Regions from separate parts of the Homo sapiens genome. Here region 2 is linked to region 1. The links are chromatin loops, found by intact Hi-C in ENCODE. Cell type or tissue: heart right ventricle. All regions are shown on one strand. Links, peaks and the distances in the headings refer to the core of each region. The heading gives the core; the rest is flanking DNA. Region 1 overlaps CLSTN2 (calsyntenin 2). Region 2 has its middle 78 kb from the start of SLC25A36.

Region 1 (8,980 bases), core at 1,802-6,801:
GATTTGCCCTGAACCTCACAACTCATCAGTGGATCTAGGTCACATGAGTCCGAGACCATGACCTTTCTTTGATACTCCACAGTGGTTTTCTAGTCAGACTTGATTAAGACTCCAAAGTTTTACCTAACTATATAATACAGCAGACATCATAGAGATGCAAAGTGGCTGAAGTCACAAAAATGATGTCTTTTTTTTTAACTGGCAATTTTCACATGACAATTTGATGCAGTGATTCCATAGAAATAAGTCAAATGTTAGCCAATTAAGCATTCTCAGAAGCAATGAGAAAAACACCGACAGCCTTTCTGAATGAGAATTCCACTGGTATCTGCCGGCCTGACTGTTTAATACATTTCAAGGTGGTTAATGTTCTCTTGACGCATGTGCGGAAGCGAGTATTTTAAACCACTACGGAGCAAATGCTGCAAGTTGGTTTGGGCAGATAGTCAAATAACTAAAAGGGAAAGGCCTGATGGGCAGCTCCTCCCCATGACCAAAGGAAGGAAGCAGTGCTGACGGGAGAAGGTACATGGGCACAGAGCCCTGCAGGATTTGCAGCCAGCGTGGGCAGCAGCGCCCTAGCACCAGTCACCCCCTCAACACTCAGCATTTGCTCTGGGCCTTGGACAGTGCTGGGCAACAGTCATACAGAGGTGAGCAGGGCACTTCCCCCTCCAAGGGCTCACAGCCACCCTGGGAGACAGGTGGCAATGGGAGCTTTGACAGAGAAAATAAAGGACTGGTGGGTGAAAGACAGAGGAGCACAGCCCCCACCTGGAAGTACCACTTAGTTGGCAGAAGCAGTAGAGTTTGCTGGAGTGGTTCTCAGTCTTGGCTGGGCACCAGAAATACTGGAGAGCTTCACATAGATTCCCAGGTGCTGTCCCTGAGCAATTACAACAAAATCTCTGGGATGGGTTCTGGGCATTGGTGTTATTTTAAATCTCTCTCAAGTGGCTCCACTTTGCATCCAGGGCTGGATAAAAGGGGGGACTCTGAAACTAGACTTTCTAGATTTAAATCCCAGTTCTGCTGTTTTACTACTTGGGTAAACTGGATAAGTAGCTTAACCTTCCTTGCCTCAGTTTCCTCATCTGTAAAGGGGATAATAAGAGTGCACATCTCACTTGGTGGTCAGGAAGGCTGAATGAGTTAATATCTATAAAGCAGTCAGAATAGTGCTTGGTGCATAGTAAGTTCTTGAAAGATGAAAGCATTAACTATTTGGAAATTTCTAGAAAGTTCACTGACAGGAGAGAAGGCCAGATGGGCAAAATCGTAGACTTTTACGCCAGGCTGGAGAGTTTGGGATCTATTTTGGGAGGTCTGGGGCTTCCCTGGACAGGTTTATCAGAAGGGGTATGGCTGCCTGTTCTAAGAAGGAGGTTTGGGTTGTAAGGATGAAGGCAGAAGTTCTCTGAAGATACCTCCAGTCCTGGCCTTTGCTCTGTGAATGCCTGAGCCCCTAACTGAGGTTATGGTTGGGATGGGAGAGGTTGGAGGTGGGTGGCTTTTGTGTACCCACCCTAAAACTGAGACGAGCTGATTTCCTTTGGGATGGGAACCGGTAGCCTGTTCCAGCTCCCATCCCCAGATGGTGATAGCACCCCTGGGGAAGTGACTACAGAATGTGGCATGAATATTAGATTCTAGGTGCTGGTGGTATCGTCTGTTGCCTGTGGAAGTAGACACCCCAGGATCTCAAGGCACCATGCTGTTTGGACAATGGGCATCACAAGCAGTAATAACCTGTGAGGGAGGGAAATCTGAGGCAATTCCAGAGTGTTAAGCTATTCTTAAAAACCTTACAGACCTTAGCGTGGAGGGTGAAAGATAGAATTCATGACTGAGATGGAGTTTCTTGCAGGCCTGGTGGGACTGGCATACATGCTGCCACCTTGACAGCAGCATAATGGGAGGGTTGGAGAGGGGGTCAAAATTAGAATTTAGTGCTTTCATTTGCACAAGATGCTAAACAAGGCAGAAGCAATGGGAATTGAGGAGAGGTTCTAGATGGTGATGATAGGATCAACCAGACATGAGGAAGGATGGGTTGTGATATTTGTGGAGAGACAAGCATGCTGGAGGACTCTTGGGGGCTCTGGCTTGGGTGAATGTATGGATGATGTACCTTTCACCCAGAGGCCACAGCAGAAGCAGTAGATTCTTGGAGGAAAAATGAGAGCTTAGTTTGGGACATATGGGGCTGCGGCATCCTAAAGGAAACAGATACTGAGTGAGCCTTGGGTGGGGTAGGAGGCTCAAAGTGAGCTAGGGAAAAAAAGTATTGATCAGGGGCATCTCTGGCCAATCTCTGGGGAGGACTGATATGAGTAGAGGGTCTTGAGCTGGAGACAAGCAAGATCCTGAGAAAGTATTGGAAATAAGTTGCCTGTCCTTAGAGTTAGAAAACTGCTCAGTAGTGAAAGAAATGGGCTTCAAGTGGCCATGGTCCAAGATGTCACCTAGCTCACCACACTGGCTCGCTGGTGCTGGATTGCAATCAACTGCACACAGTCTGACCCCTTGTCCTGATTTTTGATCTGCTGCTATATGCCCTGTAATGTGCATTTACCAATGTGTAAGAGGGGTATCTGAGAACAATACAATGGGCATATATAAAATCCTGCCGTGAGAGTGGAAGAAAAGGCAGCCCGATCAACAGTCTGGTTATCTGCTATTCCTATATGATCTCCTCCCGCCCTTGCCATGCACACCTCTCAACATCCCCTTCTTATCCACTTTGTTATCTAGCCACCTAATATGTTTAAAAGTATGTATCCTGGCCTAAAACGGAGTCAGAAGAGGGCAATATTTAACCCAAATGAATAACCGAATCAGGAGAACTGTCGGTACAAAGGCCAGCCAGCTGGGATAGTCTTTCTGGTGCAGGAGACCCCTCCAAACACATCTGGGACTATACAGTGCAGAAGGCTGCCTCCTCTGCTTGAGGCCAAGCATGACAGGAGGTGAGGAGGGCTTCAAGCTGTCTGGATGAGAAGAAACAGGTATTGCTCACTTGGAGAAGTGAGTCAGAGAGTGAGGCTTTCAGGGAAACCGATTCTTTCAGCAATTTTGAAGTAAAATCCAAGCAAATATTCTTGGACAGCAAGGCAATGCCTTCCAGGGCAGCAGAGCCTCTCTGACCTCACTCAGAGCCTTCCTCAAGCAGACATCACATCATTCTGAATAGGTAAGCCTGTGTGAAGAGGGGAACCCATGCCTACCAGTGTATTCTGAGTTTGTAACCCCAGTTTTACCACCTCTGAGCTCTGAGACTTTGGGCAAGTTACCTCACTTCTCAGTGACTCAGTTTACTCCTCTGTAAAAATAAGATTGTAGATTTACCTCCTTCATAGGGTTGGTACGAGGATCAAACCAACCGACATATGTGAAGTGCTTCAAGATAGTGCTTGGCACATAGTATGAACTCAATAAACATTCACTGTTTTATTAGCTCTGGAATCTGATGCAGAAATAATATTTGACCTGGCTGAGCTCCCTCTTCACTCGTGCCTGTGTGCCAATCACTCTTACCACCTTGTATTTACCTGTCCAGTGCAAACCCCTGCCCCTGACATATGCTTACCCAATGCCTACCCACCCATCAACATCCCTTTTACTTTCTCCATAAGTCTTTCCTGACCTCTATTGTTGCCAACTTCTTCCTTTCCTGCAAGGCTTCGGGGGGTCTGTGATGCACAATCTATGATTTTCCCATAAGTCACCAAGTTCTGCAATAGTTTGTGTGATGTGTGATGTGCAGTGTTTGCCCTAGACAGAGTGTGAACTCTTTGATAATTGGAACTTGCTTTTATCTTTTTGTTCCCCTCACAGAGAATAACAGGAGGCTGAGAAATAGTAATTGGCTGAAAAGGCTAGAGAACAGGACCTAGTGCATGTCTGGAAGGGCTAACTCTCATTCTAACCATTCTCCTCTGACCAATACTCCCTCTGGCCTACTGCTTGTTTCTTTCCCAAATCTCAGAGCATGATCCTCTGTCCTACACAGTGCCAGGATCTTCAGCTCAGTGCTCTTCCCCAGCTCAGGCCTCCCCATGGTCTACCCTCAAAACCTGTCTTTCCCAGGGAACCATTTCCACAGGGTCCAATTAGTCATGGGTTAGATAACAGCTAATAAAACAATCATCGATTTCAAGCTGTTATTTGAATATCATAGCTTCAGTTACCCCATTCCATATAAACATGTATTATCACAAAACTTGTCAATACCTTAAACAAAAAAGTATGCCTTTCTGTTTTCTCAGGTAGCAGGGCTTGGAGGAAAGTATGAACTGGGCAGGAGATCTTTCCTTACAACCCAGATCACACCACATAAGCTCTCCCTCCAGAGACCAGAACCTCCCACACCTCTGGCACTAGCACATGGAGACAGGCTTGTTTATTTACTTAGATAGCAAATATTGCTGACCTTTACTCTGAGCTGGCCCTGCACTAAGTGCCAGGGCCTTTGAGATGAATGAGATGGAGCTCTGGCTTCAAAGACATCCATAGACTAGTGAAAAAAAGCATGTCTTTTTACAAACAAGTCAAGCCAAATGCGTGTGTATGCATGTGCATTTACATTTATATATGATATTTACACACAGGTGCATATCCACACAAGGAGAGAGAGGCAGAGAGAGACTGAGAAACAGAGGAACGGATAACAGTTTGAGCTGAGAAAAGATATGAACAAAGCTATTGGATTTCTAAGAGATCAGAAAAAAAAAAATTCACCAAATCTCAGACACTAAACTAACTGTTCAAGTGATCAATAATTAGTCATTGTATATTTAGTGCATTTTACATGCCCCAAACTGGGCTAAGTGCCCTGACAACTATTTTACAAGGTAGATCTCTGTATCCCCATTTTAGAGATGAGGAAACTGAGTCTCAGATGGGTTAACTAACTTGTCCAAGATCATCTAACTAGGAAGCAGTAGGGCCAGGTTTGGAACTCAAGTTTTTCTGGCCATATGCCCAAATTTTACTTTATAGAGGAGAAGGAAAAACACATAAATTGTCTATGTCAAGAAATGACAGCACTAGGGATTACAAACAGGTGTGTTCACCAAGCAAATCACTGCATACTGCTCATCTCATATCTTGAGGCAAGGCTCTGGAGATACCAGGAGAGTCAGAATGAGCCTCTAGCACTGGTCTTTGAGCCCTGAGGACTAGAGTCAGACAAGGAAACACAGGCATGCAGGAAAGAGAGGCAAGTCACTCAGAAGTAACCAGCCTGGGAAGGTTCCTTATGGAAGGCCAAATCTTGAGTAACAGTGAAAATTGGGCTGAGGAAGGTGACCTACTAGCTTGATGCCCAGAGAATCCAAGAGAGGTAAAGGGCACATTCCGGTCCAAGAACCACAGGCGTTTCAGGATGGCAGCAGGTCAGAGTACACTTTCTGATGCATTGCTGAGGGCTTTTTGGCATTTGTGCTTCAGTTGGAAAAATGACTCTGTTATACCACTAGAAGACACCTGCTACTTACCCAAAGATGACTTAGAACAATCCACCATAAAAATTCCACACTACCTTTGCCCCTGCAGGAAGTTCTGCAGTGTGCAATCTGGAATATTCAAGGATGGTTTTTGAATCTGTGGGAGAGAGAATGAGGTGACTGCTCTAAGCGAGAACATTGGTTTCCATGGTGAGAGCAAGGTCCGTTTCCCTCACCTCACCTGCATGCCCTTTTAAACAGCCTTAGACACTCATACTGTGCTCTTCTGTGGGCAGGACCACAAGGGCTCCTGGGTAACTCAAAGATGCAAACAGCTCAGCTTCCTTGTGGTCCCTAGACCTGCTTTCAAAACCACTGGGAAGACTATCTGACAAATAGGGGGCACTGGGTATAGTGACCTTTATATTCTCATCCCAGTGCCACACCCTCTAGCTGGAGGTCTTGGCAAGTTCATTTACCCTCTCATAGAATTTGTTTCTTCATCTGTGAAATGGGCTAACACTGGCTCTGCATGTGTTGTAAGAGTTAGAGATTGCCCATGTAATGGGATTAGCAACAGTGCCTGTGACATACTAAAGAGGGACTCCATACACTGAAATTACTACAATTACACCATACTGTTGTTATAATTCTGCTCCATCCTCCTCCTTACCTATTACCACATGCTGCTTTTGTAAACTTTGTCTCTGCACTCCCATCTCCTTTGCCTGTGTCTCTATCACAGTCAATACTATACTTTGGACAAATTCTCTCCGCTGCCACTCTCTTAAAATTTTCACATAAAAATCTTGTCTCTCCAACTAAAACAGAAGCTCCTCAACCCTAAAACTTAAAGTATAATAATAATAAAAATTAAAAAAAAAAGAAAGGTAGGGGTGGGAGGGGTGGAGGGTGGTCCTCTGCTACTGGCTCAGAACCAGAGCACTGAGCAAGGCTCTTAGCACACAAGGCGGGCACTACAACAATTGATGGTCTATACTTGAGTATTGTTCCAAATGACCTCTATGCCTAGATGTTGGGAACTTAAGAAGGACTGTGTACCAAGTCCTTGAGGTCTTGGGACCACTGACATTTTGCCAAATTTAGCACAAACTTTGAGGTGTTGTCTAGATTGCATTGTCTTCCTTCCCTTGGATAAGACATGTCTTTCTCTGCCTCCAGAAACTCTTTGGGTCCACAACACCTTACCAGCTTTACTCATAGAACATGAGCATGTGATCTGGTCTCTTCATGGAATCCAAGAAGTATTTATCTTTTTTGAATAGCCAAAATATGTAAGGGTGAAGGGAAGGAGTTATAATTGCCTGGCCACTGTGTGATTTCTGAAATTGGAAATATGTCTACACTGAAAGTACAGTGATTCTGTGAAAACCCCAGGTAGTTGTCCGGGATTAACTGCTCGAGTCCCTAAAGCAAGAAGCAAGAAGCAAGAAGCACAAAGGCAGAACAAGCTGTGCACCACAGACACAACATCTTACACAAGACTGAAGCTGGGAGCACATGCTTCCAGACAGTTGTTTGGAGGGTGCATTCAACTCTGTCAGAAAGCTTGACTCCAGACTCCCAGTGTTTTTCTACACATGAATACAGAATTGTACGAAAGAAGTATCTGGTTTTTTGTTCAATCTTCACACGCCTTCCTGATTTTTTTTTTTTTTTTTTTGTGATGGGAATAACAATGGTATGAACCTTAAAAATGGCAAAGTCAGAGGCAGGGTGCATTATACACAAAACATACAGCTTTATCATTTCAAACATTCTTCAGAGATCATATGATTTGGAAACATAAAATGCAAGTGCATTGTTATAAGGAAAGTCAGTCCTGTAAATACTAACTAAAGTGTCATAATAAATGTCTCTGTTGTAATCAAATATTACACATTTATCTTGAAAAAAAAATCAGCAGCAAACAGAGCTCTTTGCAGCCCCCCAGTGGTTGGAAGGGGAAAGAAGCGAGAACAAGGGGAATTCGGACAGTTAACTCTCAATCTGCAGGGCCAATAAACTTTTTACCCTGGAAAAACAAATGTCTAGTTTGTTTGTTTGTTTGTTTGTTTTTGAGACGGAGTTTCATTCTTGTTGCCCAGGCTGGAGTGTAATAGCGCGATCTCGGCTCATTGAAACCTCTGCCTCCCGGGTTCAAGTGATTCTCCTGCCTCAGCCTCCCGAGTAGCTGGGATTACAGGTGCGTGTCACCACACCCATCTAATTTTTTTTTTTTTTTTTTTTAGTAGAGACGGGGTTTCTCCATGTTGGTCAGGCTGGTCTCGAACCCCTAACCTCAGGTGATCCGCCCGCCTCGGCCTCCCAAAGTGCTGGGATTACAGGCATGAGCCACCATGCCCGACCTGACAAATGCCTAGTTTTAACCAAAAAATGAATATGTTCTAAGTCGGATGTTGGTTAAAATGCACATAATTATCCACATAAAGTGAATCATTGAAAGCCTGGGGTTTTTATTTTCCTTTTTTATCTCTCTCCTTCTCTTTCTCGCTTACCTCTATGAAGCTTCCCATTCTGACCTGAGAACTCAGCCGTGCATTATTACTACTCACACCAGATCCTCTTCCCAAATGATTTCTTCCCTGTTCTGCACTTGCTGTGTGCTTCTCACCCTCCTTCAAACTCCCGTTTGCAGACATCTGCTTATATCAATTACTGTGCTACAAAGTGATGGGAAATCTCCTCCCCCCCACCCCCCAAAAAAGTAATTTGCCTGTTTAACAAAGTGTCTATATTGGGAAAGCAGGGGGGAGATGTTTGGAAGTTCATTGTTTTTTATTCTTGTCTTCACCAAAACAACAGTCTCTCAGCTTGATCCCTTCATATCAGCCACTTCTTTACCGCACTCTGAGATATTTTCATAACGAGTTTTTCTCTCATGAAATTTCTCATTTCTAAAAATAGAAACTGCCTGTCAAAGATACACCAAGAAAAAAAATGCTGAAAAGAAACAGAATGCCTGCTTATAAAATATTTTCAAAACGATGACACCAAAAAATTTAAAAATTACAGATAAACATAATCTCCCATGTTCTTCTCAAATATATCACTCCTAAGTTATTGGAGGGCCAGTTTCTAAAGCCCAGACAAGGCGAACTGCCTGCCTCCAGCTCTCCCCAACCTCCAAGAGTAATGCAGCCTGATAGGCATTTCCTCCCCTAAGCTAGTGGTCAAGTGTAGCTCAAAGCAAGCGTCCGAATCAGGCTGTCTCTAACAGGGAATCTATTTTCTGACAGGCGCAAACCCCTCCGCCCTCTGATGATTGCCAGGCAGGATTTGGGGACCAAGTACCCCTCATTGTCACCTGGCGGATTTGGCCACAGTCCACAAACCAAACGCAAGCCCTACTTATGAACAGCGCAGAGAATCAACAAGTTATCACTAAGCTGTGCGCCCCAGCTAGGATCTGCCACAGCCTCCCCTGAGCCCACCACTGTTCCCCACCAGCTCTGCTCTTCCCTCGCCTCCCCACCCCCTGCAAGCACGTGACCTCCTGTTTCAGACCCGGC
Region 2 (8,980 bases), core at 1,757-6,756, 920 kb before region 1:
GGCCTTGGGCAAGACCCAGTGATATGTGGGCTTCAGGTCTGACCCAGAACAGTCTCAGTGGTGGTAGCCAGAGGGGTACCTGTGTTACCCCTCTCCCAGCTCCAGGCAGCCCAGCACAGAGAGAGAGAGACTTCATTTGTTTGGGAGAAAGTAAGGAAAAAGAATAAGAGTCCCTGTTTGGTAATCCAGAGAATTCTGGATCTTATCCAAGATCATCAAGGCAGTACCTCTATGAGTCTTCAAGAGGCGCAGCATTACTGGTCTTGGGGTGCACCCTAATGCAGATATGGCTGCAGTGACCAAAAACCAATTAAAACACTCAAGTCTCTTCAAATACCTGGGAAGTCTTCACAAGAAGGATGGGTACAAACAAGTCCAGACAATGAAGACTACAATAAATACCTAACTCTTCAATGTCCAGACACTGATGAACATCCACAAGCATCAAGACCATCCAGGAAAACATGACCTCGCCTAATGAACTAAATGAAGCACCAGGGACCAATCCTGCAGAGACAGAGATATGTAACATTTTAGACAGAGAATTCAAAATAGCTGTTTTGAGGAAACTCAATGAAATTCAAGATAACACAGAGAAGGAATTGAAGGTTCTCTCAGATAAAATTATCAAAGAGATTGAAATAATTAAAATGAATCAAGCAGAAATTCTGGAGTTGAAAAATGCAACTGACATACGGAAGAATGCATCGGGGTCTCTTAACAAGAGACTTAATCTTTCAGAAGAAAGAATTAGTGAGCTCGGAGATAGCCTATTTGACAATATACAGTCAGAGGAAGCAAACTAAAAGAAAAAGAGAGACAACCCAAATAATTAAAATCAGAGATTTTGAAGGAATACTTCCTAACTCATTCTACCAGGCCAGTATTACTGTGATACCAAAACCAGATTAAGACACATCAGAGAAAACTACAGGCCAATATATCTGATGAACATTAATGCAAAAATCCTTAGCAAAATACTAGCAAACCAAAACCAACAACACATTAAAAAGGTCACTCATCATGGCCAAGTAGAATTTATTCCAGGGATGCAAAGATGCTTCAACATACACAAATCAATCAATGTGACACATCATATCAACAGAATGAAGGACAAAAATCATATAGTCACTTCAATTGATGCTGAAAAAGCATTTGATAATATTCAGCATCCTTTCATGATAAAAATCCTAAAAAATCTGGGTAGAGAAGAAACATATCTCAACACAATAAAAGTCATATAAAACAGACCCACAACTAGTATCATACTGAATGGGGAAAAACTGAAAGACTTTCTTCTAAGATCTGTAGGAAGACAAGAACGCTCACTTTCACCTCTGTTATTCAACATTGCACTGGACGTCCTAGCTGGAGCAATTAGACAAGAGAAAGAAATAAAGAACATTCAAATTGGAAAGGAAGAAGACAAATTATCCTTGTTTGTAGATAATATAATCTTATATTTGGAAAAACCCAAAGACTCCACAAGAAAACTCAGCACTGATAAATTCAGTAAAGTTGCAGGATACAAAATCTACATCTAAAAATGAGTAGCAGTTCTATATGTCAACACCAAGCAAGCTGAAAAAGAAATTAAGAAAGTAATCCCATTCACAATACCTACAAATACTGTAAAATGCCTAGGAATTAACCAAAGAAGTGAAAGATCTCTACAATGAAAAATGTAAAATATTGATTGAAGAAATCAAAGAGGACACAAAAAAATGGAAAGATATTCCATGTTTATGGATTTGGAGAATCAATATTGTTAAAATATCCACACTACCCAAAGCAATCTACAGATTCATCACAATCCTGATCAAACTACCAGTAACATTCTTCACCGAAATAGAAAAAATAATCTTAAAATTTATATAGAATCACAAAAGACCCAGAATAGCCAAAGCTAGCTTGAGCAAAAAGAACAAAACTGTAGGAATCGTATTACCTGACTTCAAATTATACTACAGAGCTGTAGTAACCAAAACAGCATGGTATTGGCATAAAGATAGACACATAGACCAATGGAACAGAATAGATAACCCAGAAACAAATACATACATCTACAATCGACTCATTTTCAACAAAGTTGCCAAGAACGTACACTGGGGGAAAGGACGGTGTCTTCAATAAATGGTGCTGGGAAAGCCAGATATCCATATACATAAGAATGAAACTAGACTTCTATCTCTCACCATATACAAAAATCAAATCAAAATGTACTAAAGACTTAAATATAAGACCTGAAATTATGACACCATGGAAAGAAAACATTAGAGAAACTCTCTAGCACTGGACTGGGCAAAGATTGCTTGTGTAATATCCACAATCATAGACAACCAAAGCAACAAATGGACAAATGAGATCTCTTCAAGTTAAAAAGCTTCTGCACAGCAAACAATCAACAAAATGAAGAGGCAACCCACAGAACTGAAGAAAATATTTGCAAACTACTCATCTAACAATGGATTGATAACCAGAATATATAAGGAGCTCGAACAACACTGTAGGAAAAAATATAATAATCAAATTAAAAATAGACAAAATATATGAATAGACGTTTCTCAAAACAAGGCATTCAAATGGCAAAGAGGTATATGTAAAGTTGCTCAACATCGCTAATTATCAGAGAAATGCAAATCAAAACTACAATGAGATATCATCTTACCCCAGTTAAAATGGCCTTTTTCCAAAAGACCGGCAATAACACTTGCTGGTGAAGATGTGGAGAAAAGGGAACCCTTATAAACTGATGGTGGGAATGTAAATTAGTGCAGCCACTAGGGAGAACAGTTTGGAGATTCCTCAGAAAACTAAAAATAGAGCTACCATATGATCCAGCAATCCCACTGCTAGGTATATACCCAAAGGAAAGGAAATCAGTGTATCAAAGGGATATCTGCATTCTCATTTTGTTGCAGCACTATTCACAATAGCCAAGATTTGGAGGCATCCTAAGTGTCTATCAACAGATGAATGACTAAAGAAAAAGTGGTACATACACACAATGGAGTACTATTCAGCCATAAAAAAGAATAAGATCCTGTCATTAGCAACAACATGGATGGAACTAAGGTCATTATGTTAAGTGATACAAACCAGGCAAAGAAAGACAAACTTTGCATGTTCTCACTTATTTGTGGAAGCTAAAAATTAAAGCAATTGAACTCATGGAAATAGAGAGTAAAAGGTAGGTTACAAGAGGTTGAGAAGGCTAGTGGGAAGGGTAATGGGGATGGTTAATGAGTGCAAAAATATAGCTAGAATGAGTAAGATATAGTATTTAATAGCACGACGGGGTGACTACAGTCAACAATCATTTATTGGACATGTAAAAATAACTAAAAGAATATAATTAGATTGTAACACAAAAAATAAATGCCTGTATTATTTGCCTATATCAAAATATCTCATGTAACCCATGAGATACATACATACACACATATACCTGTAGTATGAACCCACACACACACAAAAGATTTCTTCAGCTTAGTTATTCATTCCCCCATCTGTCTTTTCTGCTGCTCCCTGTCTGTTTTTCTAGGATTATCAACTAGTCAGGTATCAGCAGGCTTCACAGGAGGTTTGGGAAGAGGCATGATGGAAAAACCTTTGCCCATACGGCAGCCAGGTCAAGTGTTCAGGTCATGAAACACAGAAAGGGACACCTCAGTTCCTGGGGTCTGTAAGAAAGTGGAAAAGGGAGCAGGGAGTTGTCCTGGCCTGTGGTTCATGTGTGGGGCTATGTCATTCCCTGAGGTCTCAGACCTAAAGGATTAAGTGAAGCTTTCCAGTACAGGAAGTGGAGGAGTTGCAGGAGGTGGCCATAGGTCATGTGCAAAGCCGGTTTTCCACCACCCTAACCCCAAATCCTGTTGGATTTCCACCACGTGCCAGGCTCTTTACACACTTGATGTCTTTTATTCCCCTCAACAACTGTGAGTTGAGAAAATATTATCTCACTTTATGGACGTCAAGGTAAGATAAGTGAAGTGATTTTACCAGGTAAGTAGTAGAGCTTGGTTTTGAACCCAGTAATCTCAGGTGAGGCTTTCCTCTCCTGTTATTGAATTAAATTCAAATAATATTCTTTTTATAATAAGTTTTACTCTAACTTGGTCTTTTGTAACTTCAAGGAAGTTGCCTGCAATTATTCTGTTTTTTTTTTTTTTTAAGTTTCTCTCTTTGAATATTTGATTGAACCAAATTTAAAATTTGCCAGCAGGTGGCGACACAAAACCAATAATTCAGGATACCAATCTCGGCGCTTTCCAGAGGACGGAATGGGACTTGCCACTGTGTCCTTCGCAGGTTGGGTGTCTGGCTTCATTTTGTGATTTCTGGGCTACTAGGCCCTCCACTTCTGCTCCCTGGGGGCTCATTCCGGTTTCTTAAAGTCCTCAGGACAAAGTCCCTACACCCTAGCCCTGTCTCACTTCCTGCCACTAATCTTCTCAGGTGACTTAATTCCCCTCTCCTCTCCACACTCTCCCACACACCCATTGCTTTGTCCCTGCTGGCCCCTCTGCCTGGACAACCCCTTATCCACTCCCCCATCTGGCTATTCTTTTTCATCCTTGGGGACTCAGCTAAAAGGTCACCTATGAGGAGCCCACCCTGCCACTGCCCCCCTGCCAGGCTGTGTGGGGCCCTTTCTCTGTGTGTGTCCCTGTTAGAGCACTGGTGGTCCTGGGGTCCTACTCTTTTTTGCTTGACTGCCTTCCTACTAGACATTCCCCTTGAGGGCAGGGACTGTGTCCTTTCTGTGTTAGGCCATTTTTGCATTGCTATAAAGAAATGCCTGAGGCTTGGTAATTAATTAATTAATTAATTTATTTTTAACTTTTCTTTTAAGTTCAGGGGTACATGTTACATACGTAAGTGGGTGTCATGGGGGTTTGTTGTACAGATTATTTTATCACCCATGTATTCAGCCTAGTACCCATTAGTTATTTTTCCTGATTTTCTCCCTCCTCCCACCTTCCACCTTCCGATAGGTCCCAGTGTGTGTTGTTCTCTTCTACGTGTCCAAGTTTTCTCATCATTTAGCTCCCACTTATAAGTGAGAACATGTGGTATTTTGTTTTCTCTTCCTGTGTTAGTTTTCTTAGGATAATGGCCTCCAGCTCCATCCATGTCCCTGCAAAGGACATGATCTCATTCTCTTTTACGGCTGCATAGTATTCCATGGTGTGTATGTACCACATTTTCTTTATCCAGTCTCTCATTGATGGGCATTTAGGTTGATTACATGTCTTTGTTATTGTGAATAGTCCTGCAACGAACATACACATGCATGTGTCTTTATAATAGAATGATTTATATTCCTTTGGGTATATACCCAGTAATGGCATTGTTGGGTCGAATGATATTTCTGTCTTTAGGTCTTTGAAGAATCGCCACCCTGTCTTCCACAATGTTTGAACTAATTTACACTCCCATGAACAGTGTATAAGTGTTCCTTTTTCTCCAAAACCTTGCAAGAATCTGTTATTTTTTGACTTTTTAACAATAGCCATTCTGATTGGCGTGAGATGGTATCTCATTGTGGTTTTGATTTGCATTTCTCTAATGATCAGAGATGTTAAGTATTTTTTCATATGCTTGTTGGCCTCATGTATGTCTTTTTTTGAAACGTGTCTGTTCATGTCCTTTGCCCATTTTTTAGTGGTTTTTCTTTCTTGTAAATTTGTTTAAATTCCTTATAGATGCTGGATATTAGATGTTTGTCAGATGCATAGTTTGCAAAATTTTTCTCCCATTCTGTAGATTGTCTGTTTACTCTGTTGATAGTTTCTTTTGCTGTGCAGGAGCTCTTAAGTTTAATTAGATCCCATTTGTCAACTTTTGCTTTCGTTGTGTTTGCTTTTGGCGTCTTTATCATAAGATCTTTGCCCGTGCCTATGTCCTGAACGATATTGCCTAGGTTGCCTTCCAGGGTTTTTATAGTTTTGGGTTTTACATTTAAGTCTTTAACCCATCTTGAGTTAATTTTTGCATATGGTATAAGCAAAGGGTTCAGTTTCAATTTTCTGCATATGGCTAGCCATTTATCCCAGCACTATTTATTGAACAGGGAATCCTTTTCCCATTGCTTGCTTTCATCGGGTTGGTTGAAGATCAGATGGCTGTAGGTATACAGGTTTATTTCTGGGTTCTCTATTCTATTCCACTGGTCTAGTTCTTGTTCCAGTACCAGGTTGTTTTGGTTACTGTAGCCTTGTAGTATAGTTTGAAATCAGATAGCGTGATACTTCCAGCTTTGTTCTTTTTGCTTAGGATTGCCTTGGCTATTTGGGTTCTTTTTTGGTTCTATATTAATTTTAAAATAGTTTTCTCTAGTTCTGTGAATAATGTCAATGGTAGTTTAATGGGAATAGCACTGAATCTATAAATTGCTTTGGGCAGTATGGCCATTGTAATGATGTTAATTCTTCCTATCCATGAGCATGATATGTTTTTTCATTTGTTTGTATCATGTCTGATTTCTATGAGCACTGGTTTGTAGTTATTCTTGTATAGCTCTTTCACCTCCATCGTTAGCTGTATTCCTAGGTATTTCATTCTTTTTATGGCAATTGTGAATGGGAGTTCATTCATGATTTGGCTTTCTGCTTGATGTCTTTTGGTGTTTAGGAATGCTAGCGATTTTTACACATTAATTTTGTATCCTGAGACTTTGCTGAAGTTGCTTATCGCTTAAGAAGCTTTTGGGTGAGATGATGGGGTTTTCTAGATATAGGATCATGTCATCTGCAAACAGGGATAGTTTGACTTCCTCTCTTCCTATTTGAATGTTCTTTATTTCTTTCTCTTGCCTGATTGCCCTAGCCAGAACTTCCAATACCGTGTTCAATAGGACTGGTGAGAGAGGGCATCCTTGTCTTGTGCTAGTTTTCAAGGGGAGTGTTTCCAGCATTTGCCCATTTATTATGATGTTGGCTGTAGGTTTGTCATAGATGACTATTATAATTTTGAGGTATGTTCGTTCAATACCTAATTTATTGACAGTTTTTAACAGGAATGGATGTTGAATTTCATTGAAGAGGCTTGGTAATTTATAAAGAAAAGCAGTTTTAATTGACTGACAGTTCTGCAGGCTGTACAGAAAGCGTGGCACTGATACCTGCTTCTGGGAAGGCCTCAGGAAGCTTGTGATCATGGTGGAAGGCAAAGGGGGAACAGGTGTCTCACATGGCCAGAGTAGGAGCAAGAGAGCAGGAGGTGCCATACACTTTTAAACAACCAGATCTTGCATGAACTCACTCATCACCAAGGGAATGATGCCAAGCCATTCATGAGGGATATGCCCTCATGACCCAAACACCTCCACTAGACCCCACCTCCAATACCGGGGATTACATTTCAACATGAGATTTGGAGAAGCACAAATATTCAAACAATATCACTATCCATCTCAGTGTTCCTAGTGCCAGGCCCAGAGATTCCTAGTGCCAGCACAGAAGAAAATTTTGAGAGAATGAACAAATACACAAACAAGTGTTTACCGAGAGGGCTAGTGACCTGGTCCTGGGAAATTCCATCCAAGGGCCTTTGTGGAGCCCCAAAGTCCAGAGTCTTTTGTAGACATGGGCAGTCATCATTGCGGGGAGGGTGGCTTTCCTTGGTTTGCAGGGCACGGTGTTTGTGTTTTGTGTTTGGGGCATTTCTTGCTTCATCTTAACAATCTCTTTGAATCTTTTTAAATACTTCCAAGAAAGGATGCACTTTCTTAAGATGTAAAAAAGAGTAATTTAAATAAGTGGAAGGAAAATGCATTTTAATTGCATTATTATACTAATTTATGTCTTCTTCCCCCCTTGAAAAAGTACTTTTTCACAGTATGGAAGCACATTAGGGCTGAGAATTGAGACTAATTGTTTCAGATGGCTGCCGAGAGACAATGTGCTTTGTTTTTACAGCTCTCAAAGCAGGTGGGTAAACAGGCCTATTTTATTCTCTCTACAAGGCCAGGTTGGGTTTCATGAGTCAGGGACCACAGCTGCAGTGCCTGTCCACATAGCATTGTGCTTGGCCCATAGTAGATGCTCAGAAAGCATTTTCTCAGTAGATACGTGAATGAATAATATAGAGAGGTAGGGCTAGGTGCAAGATTGAGAATGATTCAAGATGTCTGGGTCTCTTCCACAACAAAGTCTTGCTAGGTCTGGTTGTAGGGAGAAGAGAAAATGACCAGATATCTGCTGGACTCCTTTGTGTTGCCAGGTGCAGGGCAGCCACTGAACACACGATTTCTCACTGAAGTTTCACAACCACCCTGTGAGGTAAGCCCAGTTTACAGATCAGCGAGTCAAGGCTCAGAGGGGTTAAATAACTTACCCAAGTTCTCATTGTCTCAGAGCGGCAGAGACAGTGTGAGGGTTGGTGGTGTCAGATTCCAACATTCAGGCTCCTTCCTCCTCCTGAGTCAGGCTCTTTTAAACAGTAGCTGCCACATATTGAAGATTTATTGTCTTAGTCCATTTGTGCTGCTATAAAAAAATTCCATAGGCTAGATAGCTTATAAATAACAAGTTTAGGCTAGGCATGGTACCTTATTCCTGTAATCTCAGCACTTTGGGAGGCTGAGGTGGGAGGATAACTTGAAGCCAGGAGTTCAAGACCAGCCTGGGCAACAAAGCAAGCCCCTATCTCTACAAAAAATAAAAATAAAAAATAAACATCACAGAAATTCATTTCTTGTAGTTCTGGAGGCTGGGAAGTCCAAGGTCAAGGCACTGCTGGACTTGATATCTGGTGAGTGCCTGTTTGTTGGTTTATAGTTGGTGCCTGCTTGCTGTGACCTCACATAGTGGATAGGCATGGGCAGCTCTCTGGGGCCTGTTTTATAGGGACACTAATCCCATTTATAAGGCTTCAATCTTATGACTTAATTACCTTCCAAAGGCCCCACCTCCATCACCTTGGGGTTTAGGTTTCAACAGGTGAATTTTGGAGGAACACAAACATTCAGACACAG

Evidence for each region. Peaks named below come from ENCODE experiments on the same cell type or tissue, not always from the same donor. Only the 100,000 strongest peaks of a DNase experiment are listed, where the experiment ranks them.
Region 2: a loop joins it to region 1, with 7 times the contacts of the local background. A loop is called at or near these places in 32 of 110 quality-filtered maps.

What each region holds. Positions count from the first base shown.
Region 1 is chr3:139,936,292-139,945,271 of GRCh38, reverse strand. All of the region lies in intron 1 of CLSTN2 (calsyntenin 2), which reads right to left. Among named protein-coding and RNA genes, the nearest start is that of CLSTN2, 5.6 kb to the right of the region's middle. In heart right ventricle, for the core only: no CTCF peak of the experiment used is centred there; a DNase peak (open chromatin) is centred at 4,385.
Region 2 is chr3:140,859,155-140,868,134 of GRCh38, reverse strand. No RefSeq gene overlaps it. Among named protein-coding and RNA genes, the nearest start is that of SLC25A36, 78 kb to the left of the region's middle. RefSeq lists an enhancer at 4,228-4,277. In heart right ventricle, for the core only: a CTCF peak has its summit at 4,231 (motif pointing right); a DNase peak (open chromatin) is centred at 4,270.